Regions from separate parts of the Homo sapiens genome. Here region 2 is linked to region 1. Evidence: read pairs that join two places in POLR2A ChIA-PET (ENCODE). Cell type or tissue: Panc1. All regions are shown on one strand. Links, peaks and the distances in the headings refer to the core of each region. The heading gives the core; the rest is flanking DNA.

Region 1 (12,264 bases), core at 1-8,000:
TCATCTAGGTTTGAAGCCCCGCATGCATTAGGTATTTGTCCTAATGCTCTCCCTCCACTTGCCTTCCTCCACCCCTGGCCCAGCTCATTCTCTTAAAAGAATCATCACAAAGGAGTTTAGCTGGGGCAATAATGGATCTGCTTGGGTTCCACAACTTGGGAATCAGAAGGAAGAGAAGGGCTTCTTCATCTTTTCCAGGAGCAGGGCAGCCCTCAGCACTCTCTGGATTCCCAAGGCACAGCCCCCAGGTTCCTGAACACACAGTGTCTTAAGTGCCCCCCGGGAAGCCCCCCTGCGCCCACACTCTCCTCCCAGTGCTTCAGAATTACCTCCTGACTCTGCCCCCTGAGAAGCAGGCCAGGAATATTTCAAGGAATATGCCAACTAACCTCAATGCACCTCTCCTGGCACTTCAGAGAGAGAACTCAAGAGTGAAGAGAGGGAAATATGGAGGAGGGGTCTGAAGACAGGAAGCGGTGACCCCCCAGGACGGAGGTAACCCCGTGGAATATGCCCAAGTCAGTTGCCCTCAACTGGTCTGTGACACCACAAGTCCAAAACCCAATGCCTTCATCTAAATCCTGACGCCACCACTTGTTTTAGCCCTCTGTGCCCCACTTCCTAGTGTGAAAAGCAGGGATCATAACAGCACCCCGTCTGTCCGCTGTGGTGAGGACTGAGCGCGTTAAGACACGTGGGCACTCAGGACAGTGTGGCATGGCCAACAGTCTCTAAGCATCTCTGATGCTGCCATCGCTGCTGTGCTCATCAGCGCCAGGTGCTGCTCTCCCACCCCTGTCCCTGTCCCATCACAGCCTGACAATTCTCAGCCACAACAAGGAGCTTTGTTGGTGGAGGAGGGAGGAATATGGCTAGAACCTCTGTAAGCTGACTTTCTGTGGGCTGGGGACAGTCCACGCTAAAGGGTAGCTGCCATTCCCCTGGGGGCTCCAGGTGCCAGGAGTGAGCACTCTGCATCTTCCCCCTGACCAAGCTGCTCCTCCTCTCTTGGCTTCCAACACTGGCACTGGCCTCCCGGGACCCATGCTACCTCCAGACTTCAACTGGCAACAGAAAAGAGACAGAGGGCTGGGTGCAGTGGGGTGCCTGTAATCCCAGCACTTTGCAGGGATCACCTGAGCCCAGCAGTTCAAGACCAGACTGGGCAACACAGAGAGAGCTTGTCTCTCCACAAAATTTAAAAATTAGTCGGGTGTGGTGGTGTGGGCCTGTAGTCCCAGCTACTCAGGAGGCTGAGGTTGGGGGATGGCCTGGCCCAGGAGGTCAAGGCTGCAGTGAGCCGAGATCATGCCACTCCAGCTGGGGCCACTCCAGCCGGGGCCACAGAGTAAGACTCTGTCTCAAAAAAAAAAAAGAAAAAAAAAGAAGCATGGGCAGGAGAGAAGAGAAGCCTGGGACCCACTAAGGTTTATTTCGCCTTTACACAGGAAAAGTCAATAAAAGCCACTAGTTAACCACAAGGCTGTGCTGTCCATCCCTCTCCTGCCAGAGTTAACCAGACCGAATCTCCTGCCAGAGTTAACCAGACTGAATCCTTCAACAGATATACAATTCAACAGACACCTGCAGACGTGCCTAATGCAGGAAGACTCCTCACTAGATTCCCTCACACATAACACACATGCACTCTGAGCTGGGCGCTAGAGAGACACGGCCTAACAGAACACGAAAAAGATACTGTTGTCCTTGCCAAGGTCCTCACTACTTAGCAGAAGCTCTTGCCCTTCCGCTTCCACCTTTCATCAAGGTATAAGCCAACAGTCTCACTTCTTCTCTCTTCTTTAATCTGATTTCTGTCCTCCCTTTTTCTTTTAAGAGACAGGGTCTCACTCTGTCACCCAGACTGGAATGCAGTGGTGTGATTATAGCTCACTGCAGCCTCAAACTCCTGGCCTCAAGTGATCCTCCCACCTCAGCCTTCTGAGCAGCTGCGACTATAGGTGTACACCACCATGCCCGGCTAATTTTTAAAATTTTTGTAGAGACAGGGTCTCACTATGTTGCGCAGGCTGGTCTCAAACTCCTGGCCTCAAGCAATACTCCTACCTTGGCCCAGCCTCTCAAAGTGCTGGGATTACAGACGTGAGACATTGCACCCAGCCTTTTCTTTAATTTTTTTTTTTTTTTTTTTTTTTTTTTTTGGGACAGTAGGGTCTTGCTCTATCACCAAGGCTGGAATGCAGTGGTGCGATCTCCGCTCACTGCAGCCTTGGCCTCCCAGGCTCAAATGATCCACCTACCTCATCCTCCTGAGTAGCTGGGAATACAAGTGTGCAACACCCACACCTGGCTATTTTTTGTATTTTTTTTGTAGAGACAGAGTTTCACCATGTTGGCCAGGCTGGTCTGGAACTCCTCACCTCAGGTGATCTGCCCACCTCGGCCTCTCAAAGGGCTGGGATTACAGGCATGACCCACCACACCTGGCCTCTTTTCTTTTTTAAAACTGCGGCAATCATCTCTCCTCTGTTGAACTCACCAATGAGAAAAAGTCAATGGGGCCAGGCATGGTGGCTCACACCTGTAATCCCAGCACTTTGAGAGGCTGAGGCAGGCAAATTGTTCGAGCCCAGGAGCTCTAGACCAGCCTGGACAATGTGGCAAAACCCCATCTCTACAAAAAATTTTAAAAATTAGCCAGGCTTGGTGGTGCACGCCTGTAGTCTCAACTACTCAGGCAGTCAAGGTTGCAGTGAACCATGATCGCACCACTGCACTCCAGCCTAGGTGGCAGAGTGAGATGCTGTCTCAATTTAAAAAAAAAAAAAAAAAAAAAAAGGCTGGGCACAGTGGCTCACACCTGTAATCCCAACACTTTGGGAGGCCGAGGCCAGTGGATCACAAGGTCAGGAGATCGAGACCATCCTGGCTAACACGGTGAAACCTTGTCTCTACTAAAAAAAAAATACAGAAAATTAGCCGGGCATGGTGGCAGGTGCCTGTAGTCCCAGCTACTCGGGAGGCTGAGGCAGGAGAATGGTGTGAACCCGGGAGGCGGAGCTTGCAGTGAGCCGAGGTCGTGCCACTGCACTCCAGCCTGGCCCACAGAGCAAGACTCCATCTCAGAAAAAAAAAAAAAAATGCAATCAACTGCAAGGCTTGGGGTGACAGTTTCCTGGTCATTCTTCCCAGTTTTTTTGTGTCTTTATAGCTAGAGATGACTAAAGCCCACCTCCAAGAAAACAGCAAGTCACGTACAACTGAAGCCCATGGGGGCAGGATGCTGTTCTCTCCACCGGGGCAATCCAAGCACCTGAGTGTCTGACACCACCCATCACCCAGGGGATCCGAGCTGAATTCTAAAGACTGGAACCAAAGATGACAGAGTGCGTGGCTGGAGAGAGGGGGAAGTCCACAGAGTTTAGGTAAATTTCTGAACCACATCCCCACCACGCCCACAATGTACTGCATTGAAGTACACCGGAAGCTAAAGACCAAAAAGGAATCAGATTTTCAGCTCTGCCACCTAAAGCAGAAACTGAGGGCCTTATTCACCGCACAGACTTTAGCCCAAGTGCCATGCCTCCAGTTTCACAGTTTCACCAGCAGCTCAAGCAAAATGGCCTGGACACTAAAGATGGCCTCTGGGTCAGAGTATCACTCATTTCCTCTGTCCACAAACCACTTTGATTCTCTTTGATTCTCTCTGTCCCTCATCTCCCCATCTAGTCTTTTTTTTTTTTTTTTTTTTTTTGAGACAGAGTCTTGCTCTGTCACCCAGGCTGGAGTGCTGGAGTGCAGTGGTGTGATCTCAGCTCACTGCAACCTCGGCCTCCTGAGCGCAGGCAATCCTCCCACCTCAGCCTCCAGAGTAGCTGGGACCACAGGTACACACCACCACGCCCAGCTAATTTTTGTACTTTTTGTAGAGATGGGGTTTAGCTATGTTGCCCAGTCTGCTCTCAAACTACTGGGCTCAAGCAATCTGCCCACCTCAACCTCCCAAAGTGTTGGTATTACAGGCATGAGCCACTGCGCCCGGCCCATCTGGTCTTATTAAATACTTCATTCTCTGCAAATGCAGACGTTTTCTCAGCTCTGATTATTTTTTCTAAAGTAATGACCCCCCACCTGGCTAGATGAATGCTTCTAGCAAAGGAAAAGACCAGAATGTGAAAATTGTACTGCAATAGAACATAAAGCCCGTCCAACCCCACCTCCCATCAGACCTGGGGTGGTGGCAGCAGCAGGCGTCAGGGCTCTCAGGCCTGCCCATTAGTCATCCCTAAGGCCCGTTAGCACACGGGTTAGGAGGAGCACACACTCTGGAATCAGAAAGCCCAGGATTGAACCCAGCCCTGCTTTCAGTCAAGGCTTTGTCACTCACTATCACTCCCTTGACCTAGGACCTCACAAAACCTTGTCATCCGTAAAACTGGGGATGATAAGTTCTACCTTGAATGTTGTTGTGAGGAATAAATGAGGTAATGTCTATGCAGCACCTAGCACAGATTCCTGCAGATAAACACTCAATAAATGTTAACTATCATCCACTACCTAGTCATCAGAAAAGCACAATGATCTGGTATCTTTAAGTCCTTCCGCTTCCAAAAAAAAAAAAGAAAAGAAAAAAGAAAAAGATGTGTGGATTTTTTCCCCCTAAAGGTCTCAGTGAAGTGAAACTTAAGAAGGAAAACCTGGGCCGGGTGTGGTGGCTTACGCCTGTAATCTCAGCACTTTGGAAGGCCAAGGAGGGTGAATCACCTGAGGTCAGGAGTTCGAGACCAGCCTGACCAACACGGTGAAACCCTGTCTCTACTAAAAAATACAAAAAATTAGCAGGGCGTGGTGGCAGGTGCCTGTAGTCCCAGCTACTTGAGAGGCTGAGGCAGAAGAATCGCTCGAACCCAGGAGGCAGAGTGCATGAGCCAAGACTGCGCCATTGCACTCCAGACTGGGCGCGACAGAGCAAGAGACTCCGTCTCAAAAAAAGAAGAAGAAGAAGAACCCAATTCAAATCCCAGTTCAGGGACCAACTCATTTGCAACTTAAAGCAAATCATGTTACCTCCATTTCTTTGCCTATAAAATGGGAATAATAGACTCTATTAAACTTTAACGACTTCAGAGACAATTAAGAATCAATGAGATAACAGGTCATGAAAAAGCTTTCACTTCCTCAAGTAAAAAGCAACTAAGTAGTAAATCCAGAGCATAATAATAATAATAATTATTATTATTATTATTTTTTTTTTGAGATGAAGTCTCGCTCTGTATCCCAGGCTGGAGAGCAGTGGCGTGATCTTGGCTCACTGCAACCTCCACCTCCCAATTCCCGGTTAAGCAATTCTCCTGCCTCAGCCTCCCCAGTAGCTGGGATTACAGGCGCGCACCACCACGCCCAGCTGGTATTTTTAGTACAAACAGGGTTTCACCACGTTGGCCAGGCTGGTCTTGAACTCCTGACCTCGTGATCCGCCCGCCTGGCCTCCCAAAGTGCTGGGATTACAGGTGTGAGCCACCGCGCCGGGCCCAGAGCATAATTATTATTAAAATGCCAGGCCCCATAATATTATGGAACATAAATAAGCCAATGATGGCTCTTATTTTTTCTAGAACATTAGATTTGATGCCCTTTTCGTCTGTTCACATGGAACCTGCTACAAGACGGAGAAGGCAAATGGCTGCTCCTAGCAGATCCCAGTTCAGAGGCACGGCCCAGCAAAGCTAGCACTCTGCCAATGGTCAGGCTTCGACCATCTGGGCCACTTCCCAGAAGCCAGTGCCAGGAGAAATTAGGTAATTCATCTGGTTCCACCTGGACATGTGAAACCAACGACAACCAAAATCCTCACCTGCAGGACTACTCGACAGATGCAGGAAAGGGTCCCCTTTGACCCTCTGCTCTTCTGTACTGAATGGTGTACCACTCTTCCAGGGCATGTGCCATCCTTCCTTTAAAGGGCAACACATGATCCAGGAAGAAGAGCTCAATTTTTCCTTATTTTTACTTCTAGGACCAAGACGTGAGTTTCATTTTTAATCTACCACAGAAATGTCTGGAGAGCTGGAAGTTTGAGTGGGAGGAGGAATGGGGGGGACCTCATTACCCTAATTTAAAAACGGAGCATGCAACCAAAACTGCATCCAATATCATCATCCCCAGGTCTCTCAAACCCAAGGAAGAGAGGAAAAATTTACTTTTATGTTTATTGAACATCTGCTACGTGCCAAGGACTGTGCTAAGTTCTTCACGTACATTATTTCCAAAGCCCATTTTCTCTTCCACACCTAGTAACACCATGGAATAACCACCACGGAACAGGATCATCCCAGGTGGGGGTTTGGGGGGAGGAATTACAATATGCAGTCAAGTTTAAGACGTTTCAAATGTTAGCGCTGTAAACACAAATAAACAGCCTTGACTGAGGAACCAGGTCTGAGTTCTAAAGTATCCTTTACAGGAGGAACACACAAACCATGTCTTTCCTATAATTATGAAATTAACTCAAGCTGTTGAATACACTATAAAAGAGATTTAAAACTTCTAAACCTGGAGCACAAGAAAAACTCACTATAAGACTTGAACAATCTGGGGCTGGATTTCTGACCTGAGAAGTACATCTGGCAATCAAATATGGAATGAACGGCATCCTCTGAGAGGGCTGCAGAGATGTGCTCACGGGAGAAGGTAACCACAATGAACTGGCCTGTGTGCGGCCAGGTAACCAGAAGGCGGGGCTTTCCCGCAGGCGGCAGCGACTGTAGGAAGATGTCTTTCTCAGCTTAAAACCCAGTTCATCCTCATCCCTGGAGTACAACGACTGTCTATGGAGCAAAGTGTCAGATGGGACCAAATACACATTGGTGGCCTGATATTCAAATGTCATCCTCTCCATGCACATCCCACTAAAAACAAGCTTAGGGGGAAAAAAAAAAAAAAAGCTGTCCACCTGTCCACAGTTGACCTTCATTCCTCTACATCAACCCGTTTCACATAAATCACAATTAACATCTGCATTAAACACCATTAAAAGAACACAAATGTGGTTTGAACTCTTGGACATACTTTCTCTGCATTCAGAGTCAGGAAGACCAGCCAAGATACGGGGCTGGTCCCCGCCCCTTAACGGGATGCGGCACAGAGGCCTTGCCTGAGGGGCCTGCCAGACCCCTTCGTCCCGGCTACCTACTGAGCAAGCGGGGTGGCGGCTCACCAGTGCCGCATGCCAGGCGGAGGGTCTCGCTGCGGCTGGCTTTCTGCTAGGCCAGGCAAGCCCGGTTCCGTGTAGGGCTCCTCAAGATGGTTTCTTAGCTGGGAATTTCCCATGTGCCCCGGAGACCTCCAAAAGCGCGGTCCCCTCGGAAGGCAGCCAGGGAAGGGGCATCACTGAGACTAGAGGCGAAGGCGGCTGCGATCGCCCGGCCGCGCCCACCGCCCCCACAAACGGAAAGGCGCGCCGGGGTCCTCTCGGCCACCTACCTGCCAGGGTCGCAGGAGCCCACGCTTGGCGCACGCTAGCTCCAGGCCGGGGCAGCGGGACGGGGAGGCCCCGAGGGCCAGGCCGCGGAGGCAGGACCCGGCGGAGCCTCGGCCCGGAGCCTGCGGACTCCGGTAAAGACAGAGACCTCCCCCGCCCCAAAAAGCACCCCCCGACCCCGCACCCAGAGCCGGGCTAAGCCCCCACCCTCCGCCTCCCGCCTGAAGCGGGCAGCCTCCCCGCGCTTCCCCGCGCCTGCTGCCCCGGAACTCAGGACCAGCCGGCGCACCTGGCCACGCATCCTCCGGCGGGAGGTGACCACACGGGAACGCGAGGCGGGGGCTTCCTCGCGCCCCGCCGGCCGGACGCAGGGTTATAAGCGCAGCCGGAAGGAGGCGCCCGCGCCGCGGCGGCTCCCGGCTTCGGCACTGCCCGGGCGGGAGGCTCGGCGCGCGTCCGCTCGCGGGGCCACCCGCTCCAGAACCGCCCGCCGGAACCAGCCCGGTGCCCGAGACCCCGAGCTCGGGCGCGAGCAGGATGCGGCTCCCCGGGGACGGTTGGCGCGGGTCGGAGTCCCGAAGCCCCGTTCTTACCTCTGCCTCATACTGCGGTGTCCCTCGGCGCCGGCGTCGCTGTGGCGGGCCAGTGCCGCCCTGTTCCGCAGCCCGAGCGTCCGGCGCGGTAGGTAGCAGCCGGAGAAGCGGCGCAGCCGGGGGATGGGCGGGCACATGGAAGGGCGGGGGTTGTGGCCCTCGGGCCGGACCACGGGACCCCAGCCTCGGGGGCGAGATATCTCAGTACACCTCGAAAACTGGCAAGCGGCCCCCGTCCTCAGGGACTCCATTGCTACTTGCACGCTCAGTCTTGCCAGAATCTCACGGGATATGTGCAAAAGGCAAAGAAATAAGCTGTCGCCACGCCCTTCGTCCTCTCCGTCCCCCTGCAGGATCCATATGGTACATTCCTCAAAGCCCAACGGGAGACGGGAAAGAACTGATTGGTTGGGAATCTTGGAAGGGGCGAGAAGCCACATGAAGTGGCCAATGGAGAAACCCGGTGGGCATATCAAAGCCTGCCCCCGGAGAGAAGAGAGGATGTATTTAAAGGGGACTTGTTGGCCGGGCGCGGTGGCTAACGCCTGTAATCCCAACACTTTGGGGAGCCGAGGCATGCGGATCACTTGAGGTCAAGAGTTCAAGACCAGCCGGGCCAACATGATGAAACCCTGACTCTACTGAAAATACAAAAATTAGCCGGGCGTGGTTGCACGGGCCTGTAGTCCCAGCTACTCTGGAGGCTGAGGCAGGAGAATCACTTGAACCCGGGAGGCGGAAGTTGCAGTGAGCCGAGATGGTGCCACTGCACTACAGCCTGGGCAACAGAGCGAGACTCCATCTAAAGAAAGAAAAAATAATAATAAAGGAGACTTGTTTGTTGCTCTTAGTTGCCGCAAAATGAAACTAGGATTTTCATTCTAGTTGGGAAGCAAAGAGGTTAGGGGGAATTTCAAATTTTTGGAGGAGGGCGCTAAGAGAAAATATAGAGCAGAGGGCGGGCGCGGTGGCACACGCCTGTAATCCCAGCACTTTGGGAGGGAGGCCGAGGCGAGCAGATCACAAGGTCAGGAGCTCGAGGCCGGCCTTACCAACATGGTGAAACCCCGTCTCTACTAAAAATACAAAAAATAGCCAGGCATGGTGGCGCGCGTCTGTAATCTCAGCTACTTAGGAGGCTGAGGCAGGAGAATCGCTTGAACCCAGGAGGCGGAGGTTGAACTGAGCCCAGATCGTGCCATTGCACTCCAGCCTGGACAACAGAGTGAGCCTCTGTCTAAAAAAAAGAAAACGAAAATATAGAGCGAATTGAACCAAATATATCTTGTATGACCTTGAGCAGGTAAGTACAACCCTCGGCCTCAGTTTCATCATCTGGTCCAATGAGGATACTGGAATGCACTTGGTGTCTGATGGCCTTCACACACTTCATGTGTGATCCTATCATCCTTTGCACAGGAATAGCAATACCTGCAAATATTCTTCAACTTTGAGCATTATCCACTATCTTAAAGAACTTTAGGCTGGGCGCGGTGGCTCACGCCTATAATCCCAGCACTTTGGGAGGCCAAGGCAGGCAGATCACGAGGTCAGGAGATCCAGACCATCCTGGATAACACGGTGAAACCCCATCTCTACTAAAGATACAAAAACAAAATTAGCTGGGCGTGGTGGTGGGCGCCTGTAGTCCCAGCTACTCAGGAGGCTGAGGCAGGATAATGGTGTGAACTCGGGAGGCGGAGCTTTCAGTGAGCCAAGATTGCACCACTGCACTCCAGCCTGGGCAACAGAGCAAGACTCCATCTCAAAAAAAAAAAAAAAAGAACTTTAGTTGAAAGTCGATAGACTTTCTGACACCTACTTTCAGCGACAGTATCAACCCCACCTTTGGTAAAGATGAATCCTGTCTTCTTTCTGGGTCCCTCATCTCTTAGAGAAGAATATTCTTCTTATGTGTGGGGCCCTCCACCTCCAAGTAGTTCATAATTTCTACTTCTCCAGGAAGCACCCCTTTCTCTTCCTTCTCCCTTCCTTCTCATAATCAGACAAAACTTCGATTAATAATTCATTCACCCAATGAGCTGTCCACAATTCCTGCCTTCAGCAACAAACCCCACTGCTCACCCCTCCCTAGAGCTGCGAAAGTGCTCGTCCCTAACTCAATCTGTGACAACCATTCAACCACACATGGCCAATTGTGCTTTCATCCACACTACAAGCCAAATTTCAGACTTTCTAACCACTCCTTGGGGTCTGCTCTGTTTTAGAGCTTTACACCAGCCTGCTAGGCTTACAATTTGGCTACCAAGCTTCAGCTCCATCTTCTTTAGTTCAGAACTTTTCAACCTCCCAACAGCTGGTCACCCCACTGCCACTCAACCAGCTTCCAATCACGCAGGGAGTCTGGGATACCCTTTCTTTATTTTTTTTTTTTTAAGATGGAGTCTCGCTGTGTTGCAAGTCTGGAGTGCGGTGGTGCCATCTCAGCTCACTGCAACCTCCGCCTCCCGGGTTCAACTGATTCTCCTGCCTCAGCCTCCCAAGTAGCTGGGACCACAGATACCTGCCACCACACCTGGCTAATTTTTGTATTTTTAGTAGAGACAGGGTTTCGCCATGTTGGCCAGGATGGTCTCGATCTCCTGACCCTGTGATGTGCCTGCCTCGGCCTCCCAGAGTGCTGGGATTACAGGCATGAGCCACTGCGCCTGGCCCCTGGGATAGCCTTTCTAATACCTCCAGATAACTCATCTTCCAACTATAATCCAAAGAGCTCTGGAAAGTGCATCCCTCCATGAAGCCTTCCAGATTGATTGCCAGAAGCTGCTAGCTTACAGAGCTTCCATTTCTACTCTGTGCCTTGCCATAACCCAACTGTCCATGCTCTCTGCCCCAATATACATTTCTTTTTTTTTTTTTTCTTTTTCTTTTGAGACTGAGTTTCGTTCTTGTTGCCCAGGCTGGAGTGCATGATCTCGGCTCACCACAAACTCCGCCTCCTGGGTTCAAGCGATTCTCCTGCCTCAGCCTCCCGAGTAGCTGGGATTACAGGCATGCGCCAACACGCCCAGCTAATTTTGTATTTTTAGTAGGGACGGGGTTTCTCCATGTTGGTCAGGCTGGTCTTGAAATCCCAACCTCAGGTGATCCACCCGCCTCGGCCTCCCAAAGTGCTGGGATTATAGGCATGAGCCGCCGTGCCCGGCCAATATACATTTCTTATTGACATATTTCCCTATCTCCCTGATGGCCACAGCAGCAGCAGCCACAGCTTACATTTATTAAGTGCTCACTATGTGCTAGGTACTGTTGGGAAGTGCTTTGCCCGCATTATTTAACTTCACCCTCATATCAATTCTGTGATGTTCCTTATTATTCGCCTTAGTACCGTTTTGCCTTCCTGAGGAAAACACAAGAGCTTAGTGAAACTGATCTGCCCGAGTGCACACAGAGGTCTGACATCTAGTGCCCCCACCATAACTCCACAACGCAATACTGTCTTGAGTTTCTTAAGAATCTACTGCATGCCAGATGAAAGATAATCTCATATATTTACTTATTTATTTTTATTTTTATTTTGTTTTTTTTTATTTTTTTTGAGGCAGAGTCACACTCTGTCACCCAGGCTGGAGTACAGTGGCGCAATCTCGGCTCACTGCAACCTCTGCCTCCTGATTTCAAGCGATTCTCATGCCTCAGCCTCCCAAGTAGCTGAGATTACAGGCTCGTGCCACCACGCTTGGCTAATTTTTATATTTTTAGTAGAGATGGGGGTTTCGCTATCTTGGCCAGGCTGGTCTCGAACTCCTGACCTCAGGTGATCCACCTGCCTCGACTTCCTAAAGTGCTGGGGTTACAGGCGTGAGCCACTACGCCAGGCCTCATACATTTATATTATGTTTACATTTATTTCTATACCTATAATATCATTTCAGTCTCAAAACAGTCATGTGAGGAGAGTTGGTAGAAGTCTATTCACAGATGAGGAAGGAAACTACAGCTCAGAGAGCATGACCGTTTGGCTAAGGTAGCAAGGCTGGTAAGTAACTGAGCCTGGCTTTCCACACTGCATTCTTTCCATTGCAATTCCTGCCCCCTGCGTGAACACAACCTTTTTACATGTAACAACCAGAGAAGGAGGAAACAAATACAAAATAGCAAAACCTAAGCCACAGGGTTTAGGGAGTGTGGTACAAGGAGTGCTTACAGGGGGCCAGAAAACAAGTCAAAGAAGACTTCTATGAAGGGTGAGATCACTGTGGACTTCTT
Region 2 (8,000 bases), core at 1-8,000, 130 kb before region 1:
GAAGGTTTAAAAGTCATTAATGGTTGAAACATGGCTATAAAATGTTGGTCCCACCTGCAGGGTACTTAAAAAACTTGCTCAGATGATAATAAGGGCACGTGCAGTAGCAGAAGCTGCGTTCACCTGGCTTGGCTGGGTTCTCATGGCTCCCAGGGCACACCGCCTAGCCTCTGGGCGCATCTTCCCTCTCCCAGAATGAGCACCACAAGGCCTACATGAACCAGCTGTTAGGGAAGGGAAAGGATGCAACTCTGGGAACCTCTCGTTGAAGGCCAAATGGGTAATTCTCTTGTCCCACCATGGAAATTCTATGACCAACTCCTCCTCCACATTTCCTGGCACTGGCTGACCATCTTTAATTTTTATGAGTTTTGTATATAGCTGCTTGAGATACATGTGTTTTGAACAAGAGGAAAGTGTGACAGACAGAAACACAGCCCTGCTGGCCCCCTCTTGCCACAGTGACCCTGGGCCGTGAACCACCTGGAGCTGTATGTGGGACATTCAGAACACCCAGCAGTTTGTGGAGCTCTGGACGCATCTCACAGGCAAGTTTTACAAGTTGCTGAGAGAGGCCATTTTAAGGAAAATCTACATAATTCTTCCCAACAGGCCTGGTACCCACAAACCCTGCGAGTCCTGTCATGCTATGACAAGAATAAATGTGTTTGTAGAGGTAGAGATGGTACTGTTCACCTCCCAACACAAGGAAGTGGTCATGAAAGTGGGACAGGTGAGGGCTTGGACCTCATGACAAGCCCAGTGGCCAAGGGGTCAGGACAGGGCATGTCCCATCACGGTGCAGGGCAGACAGGAGAGCAGCCACAGCTCATCCACACACAGTGACAGGGAACAGGACGCAGAATCTTAAGTGAAGGTGAACCCAAAACAAGACCACGGGGCTTAATCAACACAGCTCCAGGCCGTCAGAGGAGCTTGGAAGCAAACTGCATGAAGGCCGAGTGGCCTTGGCCTCACCAGGGCGGGTGATGGGAGCAGTGTCTGAGCGCCTGCGAGCTCCTGTCTACCTACACAGGACCTGGGCCGCCCTCAGGTGTGATGGTGCGGGACGGGGCTGAGGGACAGCACTTCACGGCTCTGCCGCCCACCGGACGGCCCCATCACTGGGCCACAGCCTGCCAGTGGAACTCCCCTCTGATTTGCACCAGCACCTCCGACAGGCCATAGAGAAAGGGGACTCCGAACGCAAGCAGCTGGCACATGAAAAAGGAGTCCAGAGGGTTTTGGGCCACTTGTTGCCCGAATGAAGAAATGTTGCTTTGGAGGTGCTGGCTCATGCCCTTGGCCTTGTCACAGAGGCCGAGGGAGTGACGCGCCACCCAGCCAAACAAGGAAGTGAGGCTACCTGGGGTTCTCTCAGTGGAGCTGGCCACGGCGTTGGCCCGTCCGTTTGCATCTGTGGTGGCGCCATCCTGCAGGGGTCCTTTGGCCTCCTAGGAAAGTTCATGAGAAAAAGAAGAGTGACTCTGACTGATGCACTCAAATCCTCAAATCCCTAGAGGCACTGACAATCTGACACGCTGGTTTTAAATTTTATTTATTTATTTATTTATTTATTTATTTATTTATTTATTTAAGAGACAGGGCCTTGCTGGCACCCAGGCTGGAGTGCAGCGGCATCATCATAGCTCACTGCAGCCCCGACCTCCTGGGCTCAAGCAATCCTCCCACCTCAGCCTCCTGAGTCACCCGGAGTCAAAGTCTAGATCCACCTAGGTGCACCTCTTCCTGCCAGTCCCTCTGCAGGCAACAGAAGCCCTCAAGGGGGACTGACAGGCAGGCGTGCTGACAAGGTGGCAACCATGCTGAAGAGACTGCTGGGTTCACCGCGACAAAGACAGGTGGAGAAGCCACCCTCATTAAAAAGAGGATAAGGAAGGAAAAAATTCACAGACAAATAACTCACAGAACTAGTGAAAGGCCCCGCAGGCAGGGCGCCCTTTGGGTGTGGGGAGTGAGGGTGGGGCCACCGAGGGATCCTCCCAACAGTCTCCTCTCCCACCCTGCCCTTCTGGAGGAGGCTCTAATCATGTGGAACATGAGGCGGCATCACCCCAGTGGCAGGGTGTCCTCTCAGAAAGATGTGTGTTGACGAAGGCAGATGTCTACGCAGCTGAGATGGAGAGCTGCATCATCTCCTGGGTCCGACTCAGGGGGCAGGTGGAGCCTTTACCTTAGCGAGGCAACCTCAGATCATCCATGAAAAGATGGTTCCCTCTCCACCCCGGACTGCCACTGCATTTCGGGCCCTCCCCGTTCCCAGGAGAGGCAAGGACGCAGGGGCATTTGCAGGTTGGCCGCCCCCGGCCCATAGCCACACTGCTGCAACACCCACTGCTTCTCCCCCACTTACAGGAGAGTCACCATTACCTTTCCAGACAGGGGAGCCACTGCCGGTCTCTTCCTTTGTGCGTAGCCAGAGAGTCGATAGCAGTAGTGTGGCTTACAGTAGAATTTACCTGCAGACAGCAAGAGGCAGGGACAGAGGCGATGAGCCAGGCACGGATCCTGAACGTGCCTCCCTGGTCTCAGCCACTCCTTTCCATCTCCTCCAGCCTCACAAGGCCATCAAGCCACCCAGCCTTCCCTGGGCCCAGCTTTCTTGTCCAGAGAAGCCAGTTCCTCCGGGTAAACTTTGATTCTAGCTCTCCTCTCCCTTGGCCTGAAGGGGGTCTTTTCCTTTGGGAATGTGAAGGCCATTGAGCCATCACCCAATCAGTGCCCAGAGCAAAGATGTGAGGCCTGTGTGGCAGGGCCAGCAAACAAAGTGGCAGTGTGTGAGGAACAAAGATGTGGTCACATGAAACGCTGGGAGTAGCATTGCTGGGGAAACCAAGAATGAATACAAGTGCAGGGTGGAGGCGTGGAGGCTGCAGGGGTGGGGCATCGCCTGGCATTGGCTCTGACAGGCCCATCTCTGCTGCTCCCCCTCCCGCACCCTATCTCTCACCCCCTCCCAGTCCCCTCAGAGGGTCAGGATCAGCAGGAAAGGACATTAGAAGACAAAAAATACTGCAATGGACTATGAGTAGGATGGAAGGGAACAGCATAGAACAGAACAGAATAGAATAGAATAGAATAGAATAGAATAGAATAGAATAGAATAGAATAGAATATAGAATAGAATAGAATAGAATCCAGAGTGTACTGTGGCATGATGAGAATAAAACGTTATTTCTTGGAACTTGCAGCTGTGTCTGGGTCTCAATGTAACGTGCATCCCCGTGGGGGGTGTCGTCAGAAAAATCTGAACACCACTGAACTTGGCTTTTCCCATGACTCTGGTAATGGAATTAACCCACGCAGTCATTTTTTTCTGACTCTTTTTTACTCTCACTTAAAGAGCGACTGACGACTTTTGAATCTCAAGTGATAAACCCTACTATAGAAACTGTTGAAACAGAAGTAATCCCATTTCATTTTCCTCATTTGTAGAGAGTGCTTCTTAGACAAATGAGCTTTCCTGATCTCAAAGCTACAATAAGAGGACCTAAAAGTCAAAGAAAATAAAGGTAAGATGGCATTCTTCCCTTTCCCTTTCCCTGATGATCTGATTATATCTTTCTTCTTTTCCTTCAGAGAAACTGACTTGTTTTACCTGCACTCCCTATCCAATGCTGAATAAATCTATTAGAAAGACACAGATTTTAAATAATTTTCATAATGCCTAGTATACTTTCTCAGACAGAATGTTTCACTGGCCACTGGCACTTGGCCAGGATGCAGAGACTCTACAGTGGCAACACCTGACAGCCAAAAGTCCGCCAGTCTTACCGCCTGTTTCTCCACCAGGGGAGTGGAGCCACGGGTTGTTGCCTGGAGCCTGGCCACAACTTCCTTTTCCCATCTGAATAAGCCACTCAGCTTTTGTAAATGTTGGCCACCAATAATTAGGATAAGGTAAGATGTATGAGTGCTTGGATCATGCGCTACTTGTTTTGGTCTGTTTTGTATCTCATTCTTTAAGAAATACCCCTCCTTCCTCCATGAGACTGACAGGGGCTGGCAACCACGTGGCCTGACCTTCCACCACCAGTAACACATGACCCAGGCCGCTCGGCAACTCACTCCCTCCACCCCACCCAGGACAGGGTGCTCTGGGGACTGGCATGTGGCCAAAGGCAGGCTCGCTGGAGACGTTATGGGGATGGTGAGGGAGGTGAGGGAAGGGGCAGCCCTTCCCTGGGGACTGCTCTCTGGATGGAAGCTATAAAGTTAAGGCTTCAACTGTCATCTGCATTGGGTTTCTATTACTTGTAACCAAGAGCCTTGCTTATTACAGTAACAGAAAACTAAAATGTTATCATGGCTTTCATTTCTTCCTTCTATTTTTTTCCTACATTAATTTGCTTGTTTTTGCAAAAGTGGAAACCCAGATCTTAAAGTATAACTCAATTGAACTCAACTGAATCCTCCTTGAACTCTGCTTTGGTATCCTAAACTAATAAAGAAAAGAGGTTTACATTTCAGAAACAAGTCCTCCAAGCCTAATCAAAAAGTTCCAGAAAACTGTTTTCTCTAGGAAGGCAGTATAGATGATGCGAGCAATGTGAGCGCTAAGTGTGATCTCCGTTCCAACACTGTCTCAACTGCTCAGTAGCCGTGTGAACTCATCTGTCTTTTGGAAAATATCTCCTCCCATGGAGAAGAACACAGTACCCACCTCATAGGTGGAGATATTCAATGAGGTGGCACAAGTCACGTGTACGCATCTCCCCATATCCTTTCCCAAACTCAACACGATGGCACTTTTTGCTTTTTAAATTAAAAAAAAAAAAAGCTAATTTTAATGTTAACATTTACCAAGTGCCAGACACTATTTTAACTGCTTTCCATCTATCAACTCATTTAATCCCCAAACAAGCTGGTGAGGCAGGTGCCATTAGTACCCACCTCTTTCTCAGCGAGGAACAGGAGGCCGAGTGACCTGCCCAGCGTGTCCCACAGTCAGTGAACCGCAGAGGCGGATGTGGTCCAGGATGCTGGTGCCAGAGCCTGCACTACCATGACACTACTATGCTTGCCTCAGTGGTAAACCCAGCCTTGCTATGTTTTTAATTAGCTATGAATTGTGGGTGATTCAGTCAAGTGACTGATTCTCAATGGTCCAAATTAAGGAATCCTGATAACTGAATATGGGAGTAACTGGAAAAGGGAAATGGAGAAAACAGGTGGCCACAGGGCAAACCCAAGGTCAAGTGGGCCGTTCATTCATTCATTCACCCAGGCCCGAGTGCCACTGTATGACAGCTACCAATCTGAACACCGAGAGCCCCCAGGCAAGCAGACAGACTGGTTCTCCACTGAGTGCCCCCAGGCAAGCAGACAGAATGGTTCTCCACAGACGCATGGATGAGACAGTGCGAGCCCTGCATGGAGAACCACACAGGCGCACCGGTGCCTGGGCAGCTGCCTTCTATCAAAAGAGCCAGACCCCTCTCTGAGGAGCGCCACATGGAGATGTGAAACACAGGCGTCTCACCCTGTGGAGACCAGGGGGTGTGCTCCAGGAGAGGACACAGCAGAGCCACGTCCTAAGGGAGCAGTGGCTTCATCATGCTTATGGGATGGAAAGACACTGGAGCAAAGAGTGCAGCATGCTGGGGGCAGCTGACGGCAGAGGCTGGGGTGGACACGCAATGCTCTCTCCACCTGGGACAAGGTTGTGGGCTCTGTCTGCACGGCAGCGGCTAGGACACTGGTGAGATCCAAGTCACACCTTTTAAAATCCCTCCGGTTGCTCTGTGGAAACAGACTGGGGTGTAACAGAGGCAAGGAGACCAGTGGTCCAAGTGGAAGATGCATGGCTGGCTTGGAGGCTGCTGCAGGGATGGAGACAGTCTCAGGCTCATCACTGACGAGGGCCACCCTGCACACACCACCTGTGGAGGTAGCGTATGTCTCTTCTCAAGATGACAGGGAAGGGCCTGACACTAATTTTGAGTCCTTGTCTTAAGAGCTGGCAGCGATCACAAATGAGCTAATGCTTTGCAAAAAAAGAAACAGCAGCTCTGTGTTTGAGCAGACGGCATCCTCCAGAAAGAGCTGAAGACAGAACAAATAGCACCACAAGTAAAATATGGGGACATCTTCAAATATGATTCTTAATTTACTAGTATGGAGTTGGCAGCAGGCCTGGAGTCACAATCCCTGAATCTCTGACCTGGAATGAATCTCAGGTGTCATCTGGTGCAAGTGAGCTATTACTAGTTGTGTCAATTTGGACAAACAACATACAAGTTCTCTGAACTCAGCTTCCTGACTTCTAATTACAGTAATAAAAAGTTACTTAATGGGGTTGTTGTGAGGACAAAGGGCGTGATGTGTTGGGGCGCAGCACAAGGCCTCGGTTACTTCCTCCTGCCACAACCTCCCCAGCTTATTCTTTGTTCTCTGAGCCTCTTCAGTTAGACTTCTGAGACACTTGGCAACTTGGATAAAAAACAGGCTAAAACTTCGGTGCCCCTAAAGTTCCTTCCTGGCTCTAGTCCATCTGTCCTCTGACAGATGAGGGGAAGGACTGTGGAGGGGCTAAGCTGATGAAAATTTTATCTGGGTTAAAATTTGGGGAGCTGGTTTAGAACGGCTGTCTTCTCTGCTCCAGTGTTAACAATACTGCACTCAACCAGGCTGGCCTCATCCTGTCTCGGCCTCTCACTGCCACCCGATCTCCCACCAGGTGCGCACCTCTGCCCTCTACTCAGTCACCATACCCTTCTCTCTCAAAGTCTAGCCAAGGGTCAGGGAGGTCATCCCAAGATGCTCTTGAACTTCACAGATTTCCTCCTCCCCTGTGCTTCTACAAAGCGACAACCTAGGCTGTGTAACCGAGCCTTTCGCTGCACACACTCGTGTCGCCTGCTACTCTTCATGGGTCTCATCCCCATAGGACAGTGAGCTCCTGGAGGCACACATTACACTTCTGCATCTTTCACAGAATGCAGCAAAGATGCACACACACACCCATGGGCAAAAGTACCTGTAGATCAATTAGCTGCACCTTGCGACATCTTCTTTCCGGGCAGACTCCACGGTGAGAGGCTAACTAGAACACCCTGAGCATCAGGGACAGCTCAGCGAGGTTGGGTGGCTCCCTCTGCCAGGCCCCATCCTTGAGATCAAATGAGCTATCCAGAGAGCAGGTGTGTGTGAGAGGTGGAACAGAAGACTTGACAGCAAACAATCTGCCTGCCTTATCTAAACAGCGTCCTAATTCTTTCATTCTTCCCCGACTCGGGAGTGCTTTTTACCAACATAGCAGAAGGGCCAGGCACCATGACAGGAGTCAGCCTTTCTCGGCTCACCTCTCTGGGCTCCTTCCTTGCTCCTTCTAACAGAGGTGACTGTTTGTTCACCCTCAGGACAGCTGAAGTGACTAGGTCCTAACGGCATGGCATCCCTCTCCTATATGACCTCACTTTATAATCTCACAGTCACGCAATCTTCTATCAATGTCAAGGTCTTTATGCCACCTTATAAAGATTACTGCCTCTCCTATTAATCTAGGCCCCCTCATTACTCTGGAATCTATAAGACTGCCTCCCACGAAGTCCCTCCAGCATCCTATAGGAATGGGGCTGGGGGTCCTCAATGCAGGGTCCTCAGATGGCGGCCAGCCTGCCTCTGCCCATCACGATGGCTCTATCGTCTGTGTGCAGAATTCTCTACTGTTACCTTATCAAGGTCTTTTCACTGTAAAAACTGGCAGCACATGTTGCCAAAGACCAGGCCTTGAACACCACAGTAAATCAGATTCAGGCCCTGTGCAATGGTTCGCAATCCACCAGAGAGAGATCAGACAGATGCCAGAGAGGTGTTAACACGGGCCACCTTGCAGACATCTCCAAGAGCAAAGGTCTGAGAACCCAGGGGCCTGAGACCCAGCTCCAACTTGCTGTCATCATCAACCTTAGGCAAAATATGTGACTTCTATGGATGTGCAAGTCCCCTTCCGTAAAGACAAAAAACCTTATTTTTAT

Evidence for each region. ChIA-PET counts read pairs that join two places held together with the same protein. Peaks named below come from ENCODE experiments on the same cell type or tissue, not always from the same donor. Only the 100,000 strongest peaks of a DNase experiment are listed, where the experiment ranks them.
Region 2: POLR2A ChIA-PET joins it to region 1 with 18 read pairs; 3 of 35 experiments call an interaction of 5 or more read pairs at or near these places.

The regions. Positions count from the first base shown.
Region 1 is chr22:17,993,359-18,005,622 of GRCh38, forward strand. All of the region lies in intron 1 of MICAL3 (microtubule associated monooxygenase, calponin and LIM domain containing 3), which reads right to left. Among named protein-coding and RNA genes, the nearest start is that of MIR648, 19 kb to the left of the region's middle. RefSeq lists enhancers at 490-990, 991-1,491, 3,083-3,282, 8,133-8,829 and silencers at 7,378-7,487, 7,618-7,807, 7,818-8,197. In Panc1, for the core only: a CTCF peak has its summit at 7,821 (motif pointing right); no DNase peak of the experiment used is centred there; H3K4me3 peaks cover 1,389 bases.
Region 2 is chr22:17,863,533-17,871,532 of GRCh38, forward strand. MICAL3 (microtubule associated monooxygenase, calponin and LIM domain containing 3) reads right to left here. Exons shown (of 32, transcript NM_015241.3): 18 at 2,392-2,480; 19 at 1,367-1,454. It overlaps LOC124905075 (a long non-coding RNA gene), which reads left to right and starts at 3,219. Exons shown (of 3, transcript XR_007067998.1): 1 at 3,219-3,305; 2 at 3,457-3,533; 3 at 3,706-3,785. In Panc1, for the core only: no CTCF peak of the experiment used is centred there; no DNase peak of the experiment used is centred there.